Linked DNA regions of Homo sapiens: region 1 is linked to region 2. Evidence: chromatin loops called from intact Hi-C (ENCODE). Cell type or tissue: testis. All regions are shown on one strand. Links, peaks and the distances in the headings refer to the core of each region. The heading gives the core; the rest is flanking DNA. Region 1 has its middle 3.4 kb from the start of IL21R-AS1. Region 2 has its middle 3.3 kb from the start of LINC02129.

Evidence for each region. A loop is a pair of places that touch in the nucleus more often than their neighbours do. Peaks named below come from ENCODE experiments on the same cell type or tissue, not always from the same donor. Only the 100,000 strongest peaks of a DNase experiment are listed, where the experiment ranks them.
Region 1: it touches region 2 in a loop (3-fold over the local background); 83 of 110 quality-filtered maps call a loop at or near these places.

What each region holds. Positions count from the first base shown.
Region 1 is chr16:27,454,129-27,459,494 of GRCh38, forward strand. No RefSeq gene overlaps it. Among named protein-coding and RNA genes, the nearest start is that of IL21R-AS1, 3.4 kb to the left of the region's middle. RefSeq lists an enhancer at 2,924-2,973. In testis, for the core only: CTCF peaks have their summits at 3,177 (motif pointing left) and 3,382; a DNase peak (open chromatin) is centred at 3,173.
Region 2 is chr16:27,177,196-27,182,569 of GRCh38, forward strand. No RefSeq gene overlaps it. Among named protein-coding and RNA genes, the nearest start is that of LINC02129, 3.3 kb to the left of the region's middle. In testis, for the core only: a CTCF peak has its summit at 2,457 (motif pointing right); a DNase peak (open chromatin) is centred at 2,506.

The DNA.
Region 1 (5,366 bases), core at 367-5,366, 280 kb after region 2:
AGGGTCTAGGTAATTTACAAAGAGGCTTAATTGGCTCTCAGTTCTGCAGGTTGTGCAGGAAGCATGGCACCAGCATTTATTCTGGGTGAGGCCTCAGGAAGCTTCCAATCACAGCAGAAGGCTAAGGGGGAGCCTGCGTGTCACCTGGCAAGAGTAGGAGGAAGAGAGCAAAGTGGGAGGTCCCAGACTCTTTTAAACAACCAGATTGGCTGGGCACGGTGGCTGACGCCTGTAATCCCAGCACTTTGGGAGGCCGAGGTGGGTGGATCACCTGAGGTCAGGAGATCGAGACCAGCCTGAGCAATATGGTGAAACCCCATCTCTGCTAAAAAAAAAAAATACAAAAATCAGCTGGGCTTGGTGGCTTGTGCCTGTAGTCCCAGCTGCTTGGGAGGCTGAGACAGGACAACTGCTTGAACCCAGGAGGCAGAGGTTGCAGAGAGCCGAGATCACACCACTGTACTCCAGCCTGGGCAACAGAGCCATACTCTGTCTCAAACAAAACAAAACAAAACAAAAACAAACAAACAAACCCACCAGATCTCCCATGAAGTGACTGAGCGAGAACCCACTCATCACCAAGGGGATAGTGCTAAGCTGTTCAGGAGGGTCTGCCCCCATGAATCACCTCCCCGCAGGTCTCACCTCCAACGTTGAGAATCACAGTTCAACATGGGATTTGGAGGGGACAAAGAGCCAAACCATATCACCCCATTCAAAGGGCCCAGAAGACCAGGCTCCAAGGGCAAGTCATTTGCTGTCGCTGCGCCTCAGTTTTCTCTTTTATAAAGTGGAGGTTAGGAATCAGCCTCTTGGCTTGCTCCAGGAATGAAAACAGAGGGTGGAGCAAGCCCTTATTAGATGTCAGTTGTCTTAGTGTTTTTGTTTGTTTTTTGTTTTTGTTGTTTGGTTTTTAGACAGAGTCTGACACTGTCACCCAGGCTGGAGTACAATAGCGTGATCTCTGCTCATTGAAACCTCCGCCTCCCAGGTTCAAGCAATTCTCCTGCTTCAGCCTCCTGAGTAGCTGGGATTATAGGCACGTGCCACCACACTTGGCTAATTTTTGTATTTTTAGTAGAGACGGGGTTTCACCATGTTGGCAAGGCTGGTCTCGTACTCCTGACCTGAAGTGATCTGCCCGCCTCAGCCTCCCAAAGTGCTGGGATTGCAGGCGTGAGCCACCACGCCCGGCCAGAGGTGCGTTGTCTTTCTATCATCACCTTGAGCTAGGCTCCAGGTCAGAGGAGAAGAGGGCTGTGGCCCCAGCCCTTCCCAATCTCCTTCCCAGAGAGTTCATAAATGCTTCCCTCCAGATGCCTTGAAGCTTGCACTGCTTTCTGCTGGGATTCAACGAACACATAACCCCAGCTCTCCAACCATCAACAGTTCCTGCGAGATCTCAGCCTGGGATGCTGTCTGGGGGTCCCAGATGCTCTAACAAGGGAAGGAGACAGAGGGAAGTGAAGGCCCAGAAAAAGGCAGTGATTTGCCTGGAGTCCATCATGCTCTGCCCCATTCCTGAGCTCCTTTTGGTCCCCCCGCTGGAGGTGAAAGCCCCTTCCTCCCTCCTATCTGGGGATGTTGTTTGCCTGAGCCCGGCTGCTGGCCCCATGGTATGGCACAACCCTGCACAGCCCACCCAGTCCCAGGGCACCGGTGGAACCCAAGAAGGGGACTTCCGGTGGAAGATGGAGCAGTGAGCACGTGCACTGCCCCTCCCAGGAGCCCATTCCACTGACAGTAAAGGAAGCAGGCGCTTCCTTTAAACTCTCGACAGGAAAGAAAGCAGGCGCTTCCTTTAAACTCTCGACAGGAAAGAACAAGGAGAGGACTTGTCTGCCATCAGGAAACACCCACGCATTCGTGTAAGATGAGAGGATGGAGTCAAGTCTGCTCGGACGTCACCTTCTCCACTCTGGGTTGGGTCCTTTATTCAAAGTGCAACACCCCACTGCCTGGTTTTGTTTTTTCCATCACACTTATTATACCTTCTCATACATTTGTGTTATTTATCCATCATATTTACTGTCTATCGCCACTACAGCAGGGATCTAATTCTCCGCTGGGTCTCAGAGCCTAGAATAGTGCCTGGTATAGAGCAGGTGCTAAAAAATATTGAATAAGTGAATGAATGAATGAATCAATCAATGGTAGAGCAGTGACTGGCAAAGCAGTATGGAGAGAGGAGGCAACCATCTGCCCCAGACCTAGAAAGGGCACAGAATGAGGTGTGGAGATGAAAACAGGCCGCCTCCTGGGGAGTCTGTAATGAGAGCAAGAGCCCTTCCTTCATTGCTCAGACCATGGGGCAATCATAGGTCTTCCCCCTGTGTCTAAGGGTGACAAATGTGAAGGTTCTTTCAAAAATCGATGGCCCCAGGCCAGGCGTGGTGGCTCATGCCTGTAATCCCAGCACTTTGGGAGGCCGAGGTGGGTGGATCACCTGAGGGCAGGAGTTCGAGACCTGCCTGGCCAACGTGGCAAAACCCCGTCTCTACTAAAAATACAAAAATTAGCTAGGTGTGGTGGTGGGCGCCTGTAATCCCAGCTACTCTGGAGGCTGAGGCAGGAGAATCACTTGAATCCAGGAGCCGGAGGTTGCAGTGAGCCGAGATCGCACCACTACACTCCAGCCTGGGCGACAGAGTGAGACTCTGTCTCAAAGAAAAAAAAAAAATTGATGACCCCAGATAAGAAACCCTTTCATCCTACTCTTTAGGGAGTCTCCCAGCACAATGCTGGCTCCCCCCCCACCCCAAAACAAATCCCATCCCTGGAAGGCGGTGTGATGGGGAGGTCCCTGAGGCTGGCAGACTGGGAATACCAGCAGATCCGCTTTCCAGCCTCCAGCCCTGTGGACATGATTTTACCTCCTGCACCTCAGCTTCCTCATCTATGAAATGAGTATACTGATCAGGCAGACGTCTTAGGGCTATTGTGGGGCCAGAAGTTAATGTGTGTAATGTGCCCAGAACAGTGTCTGGCATCTGGCAGATGCTCAGGAAATCTTGTTGCTAGGATATCATCCATTTTATGGATAAGTCATGCCCTGCCCCAGTCAGTTCTTACTGGCCTCACCCTGGAGCCTGTATGGACCAAGAGCACCTGACATTTGGAAACCAAGGCGAAGTAATGGGAAACAGAGACGCTTGGGTGGCTGCTGCCACCTGCTGGTAAGCACTGCAATATGCAGGTGTCGGCTGAAGGCAGTGCCCGCTCGCTCTGCTGTCCAGGGGGAAAGGGCCACAGAAGTGCATCTGCCTGGCGCTTATAAAGGGGACCCTGGACAATCACCACAGCAGCCCTCTGCGGTAGAGAATACGGGCGATGAGGACAGGGTGAACTGGCAGGGGTTTGCTTAATTCAACAAAGGCTGACTTCTACCCTTTGGGTGGATGGACCTGCGTTGGGCATTGGAGGTAAGGAGGGAGACTCCACGCAGGCACATACATGCACACTCACACACACACATGCCCACACACAAATACATACATACACAGCATGTATGTGCACAGATACACACATTCGCGACTTCAAAACGTTTGTGGAGGCCGGGCGCGGTGGCTCACACCACCAACATGGAGAAACCCCGTCTCTACTAAAAATACAAAATTAGCCGGGCGTCGTTGCGCATGCCTGTAATCCCAGCTACTCGGAATCTGAGGCAGGAGAATCGCTGGAACTCGGGAGACGGAGGTTGCAGTGAGTCCAGATCACGCAATTGCACTCCAGCCTGGGCAACAAGAGCGAAACCCTGTCTCAAAAAAAAAAAAAAGAAAAGAAAAAGAAAAAGAAAAAAAAAAAGTTCATGGAAAATGAATTCAAAGATTAAAAATAAGAAACAAACTGTCTTTCTCAACATAAGTTCCATCAAGGTCAAGACACTTTGGTGGGCGATGAGACCAGCCATTCAGCCCCTCCCTGAAAAACTGAGGGTCCTGGGAATTTTACCATGGCAATGCCATCTTTTTACATTATTAACTGAAGAAAAGTGCCCTTTAAAGTTTTTTTTTTCTTTTTTAGGAAACAAAAAGAAGTCAGAAGGAGCCATATCAGGACTATAAGGTGAGTGCCTAATAATTTGTCATGGAAACGCTTGCAAAATTGCCCTTGTTTGATGAGGAGTGAGCAGGGGCATTGCTGTAGTGGAGAAGGACTCTCTGGTGAAGCTTTCCTGGGTGGTTTTCCACTAAAGCTTTGGCTACTTCCTCAAAACACTCCCATAATAGGCATGCTGATGCAGATGTGCCAGGGGGTCGGTGAGTGAGCCGTGCTGAGGGCGTGTTTTATGTTACAGGCCCGGGCTTCCCAGGGCGTGCACAGACAGATATGGATGGAAATGGGAAGAGGGAAAGTGGGAGGGGCCCTGAAGGAGAGGGGCCCACAGGCTTTAGCCAGATTTGAAATGTTGTATTTAACAGACAATGCATTCATGTATTTGCTTATCTAAGAAAAAGAAAAAAGAATTAAGAGTGAGGAGGGCAAGACTGGGGGGTATATGGAAGCTGGGGACACAAAGCCAAGGTGTCCGGGCCTCGTGCAGGTGCCCATCTGGGCTGTGCATTCCCTGGCCTCTCTGCAGGAGACCAGGAGCCACCACCTAGCACTGTTCTGGCAGCTGCAAAAGGGCCAGAGACCCATTTTTGCCCCTTCGTAGGTTTTGTTTGGTAGTTAGTGCTTAATGTTTCTTTCAAATTTGCATTCCTTCACAGCCTGGGCATACACATTTTAGTTTTCCACAGTTGCTATCACTCCCTAGTATTTAACCCAAGGCCCCTTTCCTCTCATTTGTTACCTGCCTGGCCCCTGAAGGCATCTCAGCTCACAACTACTGGTCAATGCTGTGGCTTCTGGAGATTTCTGTGCAGAGCTTGGAGGGGCAGAGAGCTGTCTTGGAAGGATGGATGGATGGATGGGTAGATGGATGGATGGACAGATGAATGAATGGATGGGTAGGTGGATGAATGGACAGATGGACAAATGAATGGGTGGATGGGTAGGTGGGTGGATGGATGGATGGATGGACAGATGAGTGGATGGATGTGTAGATGAATGCACAGATGAATGGATGGTGGGTGGATGGATGGGCGAATGGATGGATGGATGGATGGATGGATGGATGGGTAGGTGGATAGTTGGGTGGATGGATGTGCAGATGGATGGATGGACAGATGGGTGGGCAGATGAGGGGCTTCATGATGGGTAGGAGGGAGGGGAAGAAGCAACAGATTATCCTTGGGCAGAATGGGGATGTGGACTGGTGTTCACAGAAGCCCCATTTCACCATCTGAGAGCTGTCCCCACCATCCCTATGTCCCATCTCCCAACACATGCCCACACTCTCCATCATCTGGGAGGCACAG
Region 2 (5,374 bases), core at 154-5,153:
GACTCTTGGGCCCCACTCCAGACCTGCTGAATCAGAAACTCTGGGGCTGGGCCCAGCAATCTGTGTGTTAACAGGCCTTCAGATAACGCTGATGCACACTCGAGTTTGAGAATATAAAGGGCTGACATGAAGGGCTTACCACTGTGCTTGTCCTGTGCACGTGAGAAGCCCTCCTAAAAATTGTCTTTCGTCTTTGGAGGGGATAAGCTGGACCCTGAAGAGTAAGTAAAATATGGCAGCATCTTTGCATCTCATCCACAAATTTGAGTTGCTCAGAAATACATCACTTCTTAAAAATGTTCGGTGACTCACTGAATCTCCGACTCATATCCTCCACGTTGCTGCGCTGGCATAAAAGTAAACTTCAGTCCTTCTTGACTTTTCCATGCCTTTCTGGGGTTGGGTGTTGGTTCTTGGGTTTCACACAGTGCTGAGAGGCGTCTAGGTCCTCCATCCACTTGGGTGACCATTCAGCTCTTCATCCTTCCGGTCCACATGACCCCTTCCAAATTAGAAGCCTCGGCTGCTCTCAGAGCTCGCTTGGGGCCCCAGGCTCTTCACTGAAGCTGCCTTGAGCACCATCATCCAGAGCCACAGACTCATATGCCCAAAGGGACCAGGTTCATCAAGGAGACAAAGTGGACTGGCTGGCCAGGTGCGGTGGCTGACGCCTGTAATCTCAGCACTTTGGAAGGCCGAGGCGGGCGGATCACCTGAGGCCAGGAGTTCAAGACTCGCATGGCTAACATGGTGAAACCCCGTCTCTACTACAAAAATTAGCCAGGCACGGTGGCGCGCGGCTGTAGTCCCAGCTACTCAGGAGGCCGAGGCAGGAGAATGAACCCGGGAGGTGGAGACTGCAGTGAGCTGAGATCGCGCCACTGCACTCCAGCCTGGGTGACAGAGCGAGACTCCATCTCAAAAACAAACAAAGTGGACTGGCTGTGACCCAGCAGCAAGAGGTGGGGACTGTGGGGACGTATCATGTTTGTGCCAGGCTCACAGGCGTGCCTCTGGAAACACAGGCCTAGCGCTACCAGATCTCTTTATCCAGACAAGCTGCAAATCTAAATCTGAACTTTCAAGAGAAATTTGAAATAATCTATCTTTTATTTTCGATGTTGTTGTTGTTGTTGTTTTGGTTTTCTGAGACAGGGTCTTTCTCTGTTGCCCAGGCTGGAGTGCAGTGGCATGATCATAGCTCACTGGGCTCAAGTGATTCTCCCGCCTCAGCCTCCTAAGTAGCTGGGACTACAGATGAGTGCCACCACGCCTGGCTAATTTTTTATTTTCGTAGAGATGGGGGTCTTGCTATGCTGTCCAGGCTAGCCTCAAACACCTGGCCTCAAGCAATCCTCCCACCTCAGCCTCCCAAAGTGCTGGGATTACAGGTGTGAGCCACCACACCCAGCCTCAGTCTTTTAAATTTTGGAAATCCATCAGAAAAAATTAAAACACTACATGGGCCAAACCAAACGGCTGTGAGCAGGATTCAGCTCAAGTGGGGATGAGTTAGGGTTTCCGGGCTTGGAGGCAGCCTCTTCTCCAGGGTCCTGCTTCCTCCCCAGGGAGGTGCCAGGAAGCACAACCCCAAGACCCACAGCCCAGGATCCCACTACTCCCTCTCTCTCTTCTCTCTCCCCCAGCCACAGGAAGTCTCTCTGCAACTGGGAGAGGAGTTCTGTTCTCCCCACTGTGGCTCCAAAACCCTTGGTGGTACCTCAAATCCCCTCCAACCCCTTAGTTCTTCTGAGGACTCTCTAAATTCTCCTAAAAGAGAAGAAAAGCCAGAAAGATGTATGAGCTATTTCTTGTTCCCCTTCTGCTATATCCCTCCCCTGAGGCAACAGCTGCCTGTTTTGATGAGAAGGAAAAGGAAGAACAAGAGGAAAGAAAAACAACCGAAAAAGATAAAATAATATATCAAAGCATTATGATGCTTTGTGCACAAAAGCAGATAGGAGGAGGGGAGGGAGGGGGACAGAGCACAGGGAAGTTAGGTCACGGGACCACAGATAGGATTGAGGCCATTCCTCCGAGTCCTGGGGCTCTCTGTGGAGATGGGAAGATGGAGGGAGAACTGGGTTAGATGGGATGGTTGGGAAGTGACATTTGAGCCGAAACCTGAAGGATAAAGGAGCCAGCCATGCAACCAACCCGGGAGAAGGCCCGTTCCTCTGCTTCCTTCCCAAGCAGACGCTCTCTGCTGCTCTGAGAGCTCACCTGGGACCCCAGACTCTCTTCCAGGAACAGAAAGTGCAAAGATCCCAAGGCATTTTCAAAGGGAGCAAGGAGGCCCAGCACGAGACGGGAGAGGGACGGCAGGTGAGGCAGGGAGCAGCCAGTCATGGTAGGGGGTTTGGGTTTTGATGTAATGCCATTTGGAGGGTGGTGAGCCTGCAAAGGGCATGAACTGATTATTTCATAGTTTTATGAGATCATGCTGGCTGCAGTGTGGAGAGTATACTGTAGGGGGCGCGAGAGCGGCAGCTGGGACCCAGTTAGGAGCTGTGGGAGTTGTCTGGGCGGGAGGTGGCGTTGGTTCAGACCCTGACACTAAAGCAGGAACTGGAGCCTAGTGCTCAGTTGTAAGGCGTATTTTGGAAATGCTGCTGGTTGGACCCGCTGATGGAGGGCATGGAAAAAAAGGATTCAGCGACGAGTCCTTGTTTCTTGCCTTGAATATTGTAGAGTGTCAACTTGTGTCATTCACTCATCTCTTTATTCAGCAAATATTTATTGAATGCCTACTACGTATGAGGCATTGGGCTGGATCCTGGGGAGCTACAGAGATCAGGAATACAGGGTTGATGGCCCCAGAGAGCAACCCTTCAGTGACCTGGGCTTTCTGTGACCCCCGAGCTGCATATAGGGAGAGTCAAAAGGGACAACTTGTTCCCTCAAATGAAAAATTCTGCATTGATTCAGCAAACATTTACTGAGCATCTACTATGCAGCAAGTACAGTTCAGGGGCAAACGAGACAGACAAGGCCCCTGCCATCATGAAGCTCCTATGGAACAGACAGAAAACAAACATTTAAAATATCTATGTGTTTTGTTAGAAGGGTTCTGTTAGGGAGAAAAAGAAAACAAGAGAGGAGGTGCTAGGGTTTGAATGTATGTGTTCCCCCAAACTTCCTATGTTGACACCTAACCCCCAAGGTAATGGCATTAGAAGGTAGGGTCTGGAGGAGGGGATTACATCAGGAGGGTCCCACCCTCTTGCACGGGATTACAGTAGTGAATGCCCCCATCCACGGTTTCAGCTCCCTGTGGTCAACCACCATCCCAAAATATTAAATGGAAAATTCCAGAAATAAATATTCATCGGATTTTTATTACACTATAGTGTTATAATTGTTCTATCTTATTATTAGTTATTGTTGTTAATCTTTTACTGTGCCTAATTTATAAATTAAACTTCATCACAAGTATGTATGTATAGGAAAAAATGTAGTATATATAGGCTTCAGTGCTATCCGTGGTTTTAGGTATCCACTGGGGGTCTTGGAAAGTATCCCCCTAGGATAAGGCGGGGGCTACCGTAATACCCTCATAAAAGAGGCTTCAGACAGCTGCCTGGCTCTCCCACCTCTCTTGCTATGTGAGGACAGAGCATTCGTCCCCTTTTGTCCCCTTCCACCATGTAAGAACATAGTAAGAAGGCACCGTCTAGAATCAGAGTGAGCCTTCACCAGGCACTGAATCTGCCAGCGCCTTGATCTTGGACTTCCCAGCCTCCAGAACCATGAAAAATAAACTTCTATTCTTTATAAATTGCCCAGCCAGGGGTATTTTGTTACAGCAGCACAAACAGATTGAGACCAGAGGGCAGTGGGTTGGAGAGGGAGGTTATAAGAAATAGTTCTAAGAAGTGACATTTGAGCATGGATTTGAAGAGTGAGCCCCATGGAAATGGAAGATGGATGAGGAGAGAAGAGCCTGAGGGACCCCAAGGAGGGGGAGCACCTGGCATGTTCCAGAAGCAGCTGGAGGTGGAGCTGCTGGTGCACACCTGGAGAGGCAGCAGAGAGCAGGGATAGAGGGTGGAGGAATAACAGAGGCCACATTGGTATTGCCTTGTAGACCATGGTGAGCTCTCTGGATTTCATCCTGAGCGACATGGGGACTCATCAGAGGGTCCAGCTCACCAAGGTCCACTACTCTCCGCTACTCCACTGCCCTCCATCCCATCTACCAAGCCCCTCAAGTCCCAGGGAGGGCCAGACACAGCCCCTGACTCTCAGGAGCTTCTCCAGCTCACCCAGCTCATCTGGTGTCTCTGTGGGGCTGCAGCTGGCAGCGCATGTGATTTACTCGTCCCTCCCCGAGCTAGTGTATTTGGGGGCATCTGCTCCATTTTTACTGCTTTTGGCCGGGGCTTTGGTACTCCTTCACAGATCAAATCACCGCCTCCCTTCCCCACTAATCCCAACAGCTGGTTACTGCTCACCGATTCCCCTGCTCTGATTGTCAGGGGAAGAATTATAAATAAATGTGTATAAGCAAACAGATGCTGTCATTTAAAAAAATCAATCCATCTAGCAAAAATGCCCCACTTAAGACTGAAGTGGCATACTGCAGAGCATGTGTCTTGGTGGCATTTTAATGAAATCAGAAAAAACAATGGCAGAGCTCACTAACAATAGATTCCAAAAGAGAAAATGGACAAGGACAGAGAGAGAGAAGAAGTACAGACACACTGTGTGGCTCCGATGGCCAGGACCCCAGGCCATAGAAGACAGGCAAGTTTCCCTCTCTGTCCCCTACCTGCTTCTCACTTTCTCCCTTGTTCAGCCTTCCTTTGCCTCTTCAACCTGTTTATGACATCAAATCAGACTCATTTGTTATCTTTTTTGTGAGTCTCAGAAGCAGGTGGCAAAGTTTTTGCCCACCTTATGGTTTCTAGAAACCTAAATCCAGAATGAAGTCCTGCTTGTCCTCCTTGCTGTCCTAGGCACACAGCTCCCAGCCTTGCTTGTGGTCAGCAATGTACTGAGAGACAAATGGAATGGGAACAGAAGTCACCATTGCCTGGTCTGTCGCATAATAACCTCCCACATGAGATCTGCCATTGTCTTACCTCAATCATGGGCTGAAGGAAGAGGACTTGGAGACTTCTGCAGGGGTTAAACCCTCAGATGGAAAAAGTGCAGATCCCTGAATGACTGCATGGAGCAGAGCCTCCTTTCCATCCACATCAGGATGTGATGGGAGGGAGAAATAAATGTAATATGTCAGGCCACTGAAATTTTGGAATAATCTGTTACTGTGGGGTTTCTACTCTAATACACAATTAGTTCCAAAATTCATTCATTTGTTCTTTATTCACTCTGAGCATCTGATAAAAATAGCAGACATCACAACAATCTG